2 separate regions of the Homo sapiens genome follow, and region 2 is linked to region 1. A link is an interaction called in ENCODE POLR2A ChIA-PET data of the cell type or tissue named here. Cell type or tissue: Panc1. All regions are shown on one strand. Each heading gives the region's core, and the rest is flanking DNA. Links, peaks and the distances in the headings are about the cores only. Region 1 holds the start of LINC00309 (long intergenic non-protein coding RNA 309). Region 2 overlaps LOC124907774 (a long non-coding RNA gene).

Evidence for each region. ChIA-PET counts read pairs that join two places held together with the same protein. Peaks named below come from ENCODE experiments on the same cell type or tissue, not always from the same donor. Only the 100,000 strongest peaks of a DNase experiment are listed, where the experiment ranks them.
Region 2: POLR2A ChIA-PET joins it to region 1 with 11 read pairs; 4 of 35 experiments call an interaction of 5 or more read pairs at or near these places.

Annotation. Positions count from the first base shown.
Region 1 is chr2:64,203,593-64,206,506 of GRCh38, forward strand. It overlaps LINC00309 (long intergenic non-protein coding RNA 309), which reads right to left and starts at 1,893. Exons shown (of 6, transcript NR_033837.1): 1 at 1-1,893. RefSeq lists an enhancer at 658-987. In Panc1, for the core only: a CTCF peak has its summit at 1,509; no DNase peak of the experiment used is centred there; H3K27ac peaks cover 281 bases.
Region 2 is chr2:64,067,494-64,070,407 of GRCh38, forward strand. All of the region lies in intron 1 of LOC124907774 (a long non-coding RNA gene), which reads right to left. Among named protein-coding and RNA genes, the nearest start is that of VPS54, 50 kb to the left of the region's middle. In Panc1, for the core only: no CTCF peak of the experiment used is centred there; no DNase peak of the experiment used is centred there.

The DNA of each region.
Region 1 (2,914 bases), core at 229-2,728:
GTCATCTTCTTGAAATGGTCATTTTAAGTCACACATAAAAAAACAAAACAAAACAGCAAATAGAAGTTTTATGGGAATGGAAATGATTCACGGAGAGCTGGTTGCAGCAGGGAACTGGGCCTCGCTTGCATCTGGAGATCAGGGCTCTGTAGAGCCAGTACTTGCCCCTGACCCAGCCCCCTTTCCAGCAGTGTTTATATGCTTTCTCTGCTTCAGCTGATCAGAGGATATTCCATTCTAAGCCTTTCATGGGACAATGTTTATGTGATTTTTTTTTTCTTCTTCTTTGTGGGGAGGATTCCTCCCTGCCTCTTGGAGCTTAGCAGCACTAAGAAATGTCATCCTAAGGTCACATTTAGATTAAAACCCAGTAAAACCTGATGGACTTGTTATAGCAAGTGACTGTGAGGGACACTCACAGTATGATGACTGTGGCTTGCTAGTCTACCATGGGGACAGGAATGAGGGTGGGTCACAGGAGGTCCTAACGGGGAGGCAAATCTGCTTTAGCAGCAGCTCGTTTCAAGAGGCTGGGTGTTGCGGCATTAATTCTCCTGGGTTGGGAGCCTGGGCAGGGTGGGTGTCAAGTGGCTCTGGCAACTGGACCCCTTCGGGGTTGCCCTCAGGATCAGGATGAAAAGGGGGAAGTCAGGCTGGAGCAGCAGCGCGGTTCACGCAGAGAGCACCCCAGGCAGCCACGAACTGGCTTGCTCCGTTCAGATTTCTCTTAAACAGCAGTTTTCCGTTTCTGTTCTATGGCCTCTGAGGGAATTTCCCAAATTAACCTTCACTAAGCTTTCCTGAGGGACTGTTTTTGAGCGCTGATGGGGGAATTTCCCCCTTTTGACCACACTGTTGCCCGGAGACTTGTTGCTGCTCTTCATCTGGGGATTTTCTCACTGGCATTTTGCTACTTCCTGTTTCCCAAGAGTCTCTGCTCTCTGGGAACTGAAGATTTATCAAGAGAAGGGGACAAACAGCCTTTAGGAAAAAGGGGAGGAGGGTGTATTTAATACAGTGGTGCTTTTCTTCCCCTCCTTTAGTTCTTTGCTACAGTAACATTGGATTTGAAAATCAGGCCCAGGGAGCTTGCTGAGAGCTTCGGATTGATTACGCTAAACATTCCACAGGAACTTGAGTTGTACGGTGTAATCACAAATCACATAAATGATTGTTTTATTAGAATATCTATCCTCTATTTGGGATGGATAGAAACCCCTGTGTTAAAAGAAACCACTAAAGAAATCATTACTCCTTTTACTTAGTGAAAATGCACTACCACTTGTTGAATGTTTCCTGTGTGTCAGCCATGGCACTGGGGCTTTGCATACATTTCTCGTCTGATGCTAGCAACAACCTGGAGGAGTAGGGCTTATTCAGACTCATTTAATAGATGAGCGAACCAAGCCTCGAAGAGGCTCTGAGAGGTTAACTGACAACCACATTTTCCCGGCTGGTATTAAGCAAAGCTCCAATTCTGTGGATTCCTAAAGCCTATGCTCATATTTACTCAGCTATAAATTTGTATTGAACTGGGGATTTGTTTCATGGGTCTCTTAGGTGCTATTACCAGGAAAGCAGCAGGAGAGACCCCGAGAAGAAGCAGATCCCCAAAACCAGAGGTGAAAATATTTTAGGGAGCAGTATTGATAGTCCTTGGCTTAACCCTGTGCACTTGCCAGGCCCTTTTGCCATGTCACCTGGAAAAAGCTGCTGACTTGAAAGGTGACAGGAATAAATATATTTAAAAAGCTTCAATTGAACGAATTCATTAGTTCTTTCTCTTAGAGAAACTTTCCACCTAACCACTGCTGTCACCTTGCTACTTCCTACCCTAGCTTTGTACATTTTATCAAGGGTATTAGAAATAATTCCCCTGGGGACAGGTCCCAGAATCTCTCTGGCCCTGCTCTGTGGAAGTTGACATCTAGAGAAAATAATGTTCTGGAATTGCTCTACCTCCTTGACTCTTGATGCTCTTAAGCCAGATGAGTGTCTGTGCATGCATGTGTGCACGTGTGTCTGTGTTCTTGTGGTATGAGGTTCTTGGGGGATGGATTATTAGCCACAGTTGACCTTTGCAAAGTTCTCCAAGTATTAAATATTTTCACTTCCACTGGAGGAGTGATCAGCATACACGAGGGGGTGCTGGAAGCAGCTTGGGGAGTGACCTGGCTGTTCCTGGGAGTTCCTGAGGAAAGGGGGTGCAAAATCTGCATTGGTGCCCCCTGCTTCCTGCACACTTTGCAGCAGCTCTTCCTCTCCAGGGTTTGTCTAGGAGGGCTCCTAGCTGTATTGTCTTCATCCACATAGTGAACTCTGATAACCACCAAATGTTGAGAGTTGACTAGTTGCCTAATAGTTTACCTGCATTGACTTAACTTGATCCTCACCCATGAAGGTAGGCAAAATGATTCCGTTTAAAACAAAACAAAACAAAAACAGTGAGAAGACCAAGGCCCTGGAAGGTTAAAATGGCCCAAACCTACCGGCCGGGCGCGGTGGCTCACGCCTATAATCCCAGCACTTTGGGAGGCCGAGGCGGGCGGATCACGAGGTCAGGAGATCGAGACCTTCCTGGCTAACACAGTGAAACCCCGTCTCTACTAAAAATACAAAAAATTAGCCGGGCGTGGTGGCGGGCGCCTGTAGTCCCAGCTACCCGTGAGGCTGAGGCAGGAGAATGGCGTGAACCTGGGAGGTGGAGCTTGCAGTGAGCCGAGATCACGCCACTGCACTCCAGCCTGGGTGACAGAGTGAGACTCCGTCTTGAAAAAACAAACAAACAAACAAACAAACAAAAAATGGCCCAAACTACCTAACTAGTAAGTCAAGGGGTTGAGATTCAAATATTGGTGGGTCTGATTCATAGCTGTAGCTTTATTATGGCCAGGGGTGGGTGAGTGGAGTAAAT
Region 2 (2,914 bases), core at 91-2,590, 140 kb before region 1:
CTTCAGAGTATTTGGAAATGTTGCTCTGACTGGGAGTACCACTGGCTTTTACTGGAAGAGGGATGGGGGAGGGGAGACACAGGACAGTCGTGTGGAATTTTGGTCTGCCAAAAATGCCAATAGTGCCTCTATGAAGAAACACTGACTTAAAACATCAGGGCACACTTCTGAAACAGGAGTTTGTTTTCCCTTAGGTACATAAGCCATACTGGGGCAGGATGGACACCTAAACAAAAATGACTAGACTACTCAGGCTCCTTCCTAATCTTTATTGACTCCCTTCTATCTTTACTTAGATCCCTGCTCAGCCTATTATGTATTACTTTTAACTAATCTCTTGACAATGTCATTTACTTCCTAGCCCCATTCTGCTGTACCTACCCAGATAAATCCTATAGTGACACTGACTTGAGAAAGATACTTTCAAACCTTTTAAAAATCAAAGCTATAGGCCAGGCGTGGTGGCTTATGCCTATAATCCCAATACTTTGGGAGGCCCAGGTGGGGCAGATCACCTGAGGTCAGGAGTTCAAGACCAGCCTGGTCAACATGGTGAAAGCCTGTCTCTACTAAAAGTACAAAAATTAGCTGGATGTCATGGTGGGCGCCTGTAATCCCAGCTACTCAGGAGGCTGAGGCGGGAGAATCGCTTGATCCCGGGAGGCGGAGGTTGCAGTGAGCAGAGATCACACCACTGCACTCCAGCCTGGGCGACAAGAGTGAGACTCCATCTCAAAAAAAAAAAAAAAAAGCCAGTGTAGTGGCTCATGCCTGCACTTTGGGAGGCCGAGGTGGGTGGATCACAAGGTCAGGAGATCGAGAGCATCCTGGCCAACATGGTGAAACCCCGTCTCTACTAAAAATACAAAAATTAGCCAGGTTTTGTGGTATGCGCCTGTAGTCCCAGCTACTCAGGAGGCTGAGGCAGGAGAACTGCTTGAACCCGGGAGGCAGAGCTTGCAGTGAGCCGAGATCATGCCACTGCACTCCAGCCTGGTGACAGAGCAAGACTCTGTCAAAAAAAAAAAAAAAAAATCAAATCTATATAATATTTAAAAAAAATTTTTTTTTTTTTGAGATGGAGTCTTGCTCTGTTGCCCAGGCTGGAGTGCAATGGAGTGATCTCAGCTCACTGCAAGCTCCGCCTCCCAGGTTCATGTCATTCTCCTGCTTCAGCCTCCCGGGTAGCTGGGATGACAGGTGCCCGCCACCACACCTGGCTAATTTTTTGTATTTTTAGTAGAGACGGGGTTTCACCGTGTTAGCCAGGATGGTCTTGATCTCCTGATCTTGTGATCCACCCACCTCGGCCTCCCAAAGTGCTAGGATTACAGCCGTGAGCCACTGTGCCTGGCCTTTTTGACTTTTTTATGCAGAGTCCTTCTCTGTCACCCAGGCTAAAGTGCAGTGGTGAGATCTCAGCTCACTGCAACCTTCGCCTCCTGGGCTCAAGCGGTCCTCCCACCTTGGCCTCCCAAATTTCTGGGACTACAGATGTGAGCCACTGCACCTGGCCCTTTGTCTGTATTTCATGTATACCTGTGCACATCCATGTGTTTGTATATTGTCTTCATGATACCAAATGCACTTATACATAAATGAGCACTCAGAAATTAGTAAGCCCAAATAAATGCTTTCCAAAGTTCCCATTGACTCGAGTAACTCTTTTGGTAAATAAGGCTAGTTTAATATTGTTGGTTTAATAAAAACAACTATGTCTTCTGAGTTAGCAACAAAATATATATATATTTAACTTTAAGATTCTTGCCCAATCATAAAAATGGTGAATAGAAAATTTAACTTGAAATGGATAGATTTGTCCAATTGTAAAATTTTCCAAACATGATTGTTAAAAATAAATAGGCCGGGCACAGTGGCTCATGCCTGTAATCCCAGCACTTTGGGAGGCCGAGGCGGGCAGATCACCTAAGGTCAGGATTTCCAGACCAGCCTGGCCAACATGGTGAAACGCTGTCTCTACTAAAAATACAAAAATTAGCCAGTTGTGGTGGCAGGCGCCTGTAATCCCAGCTACTCGGGAGGCTGAGGCAGGAGAATCGCTTGAACCCGGGAGGCAGAGATTGCAGTGAGCCAAGATCGCACCATTGTACTCCAGCGTGGGGGACAAGAGCGAGACTTCATCGCAAAACAAATAAATAAATAAAATAGATGTAAATGAGGTAGAAATTTATAAATGAACTTTTAATAATTATTATGTTTTATAAAATGTTTACTTGAAAAGGGTTTTCAAATCTTTTTGAGCTATAGCGTTAGAATTTTGCTAAACTAAATGATATTCATTGCATATGATAATCTAAATCATCCACAAATAAGATATAATGCTAAGACATTAATTACTAATCATGAGTTTAAGCTTACATGCTTTTAACTTCAGAAAACAAAAGGTATTTAGATACACTAAAAATGTTCTGTTCCACATTAAAAAATTGTTCGATTAGAAAAGCCTAAGTTTCAGGCCGGGCGGGATGGCTCACGCCTGTAATCCTAGCACTTTGGGAGGCCGACGCGGGTGGATCGCCTGAGCTCAGGAGTTCAAGATCATCCTGGGCAACATAGTGAAACCCCGTCTCTACTAAAATACAAAAAATTAGCCGGTCGTGGCGGCGTGCACCTGCAGTCCCAGCTACTCGTGAGGCTGAGGCAGAATTGCTTGAACCCGGGAGGCGGAGGTTGCAGTGAGCCAAAATTGCACCACTGTACTCCAGCCTGGGCGACACAGCGAGACTCCATCTCCAAAGATTCATAAATTCAAGTTGGTACTTGACTGAGAGTTAAAAATTGCTTACTTTTTAGATTTTCACCATAAATTAAGGTTACAAAGAGTTAAAATTCTAACACATGGTAACTAAAACTAAAGAAGGAAAACAATTCTACATACAGAATATAGCAGGAA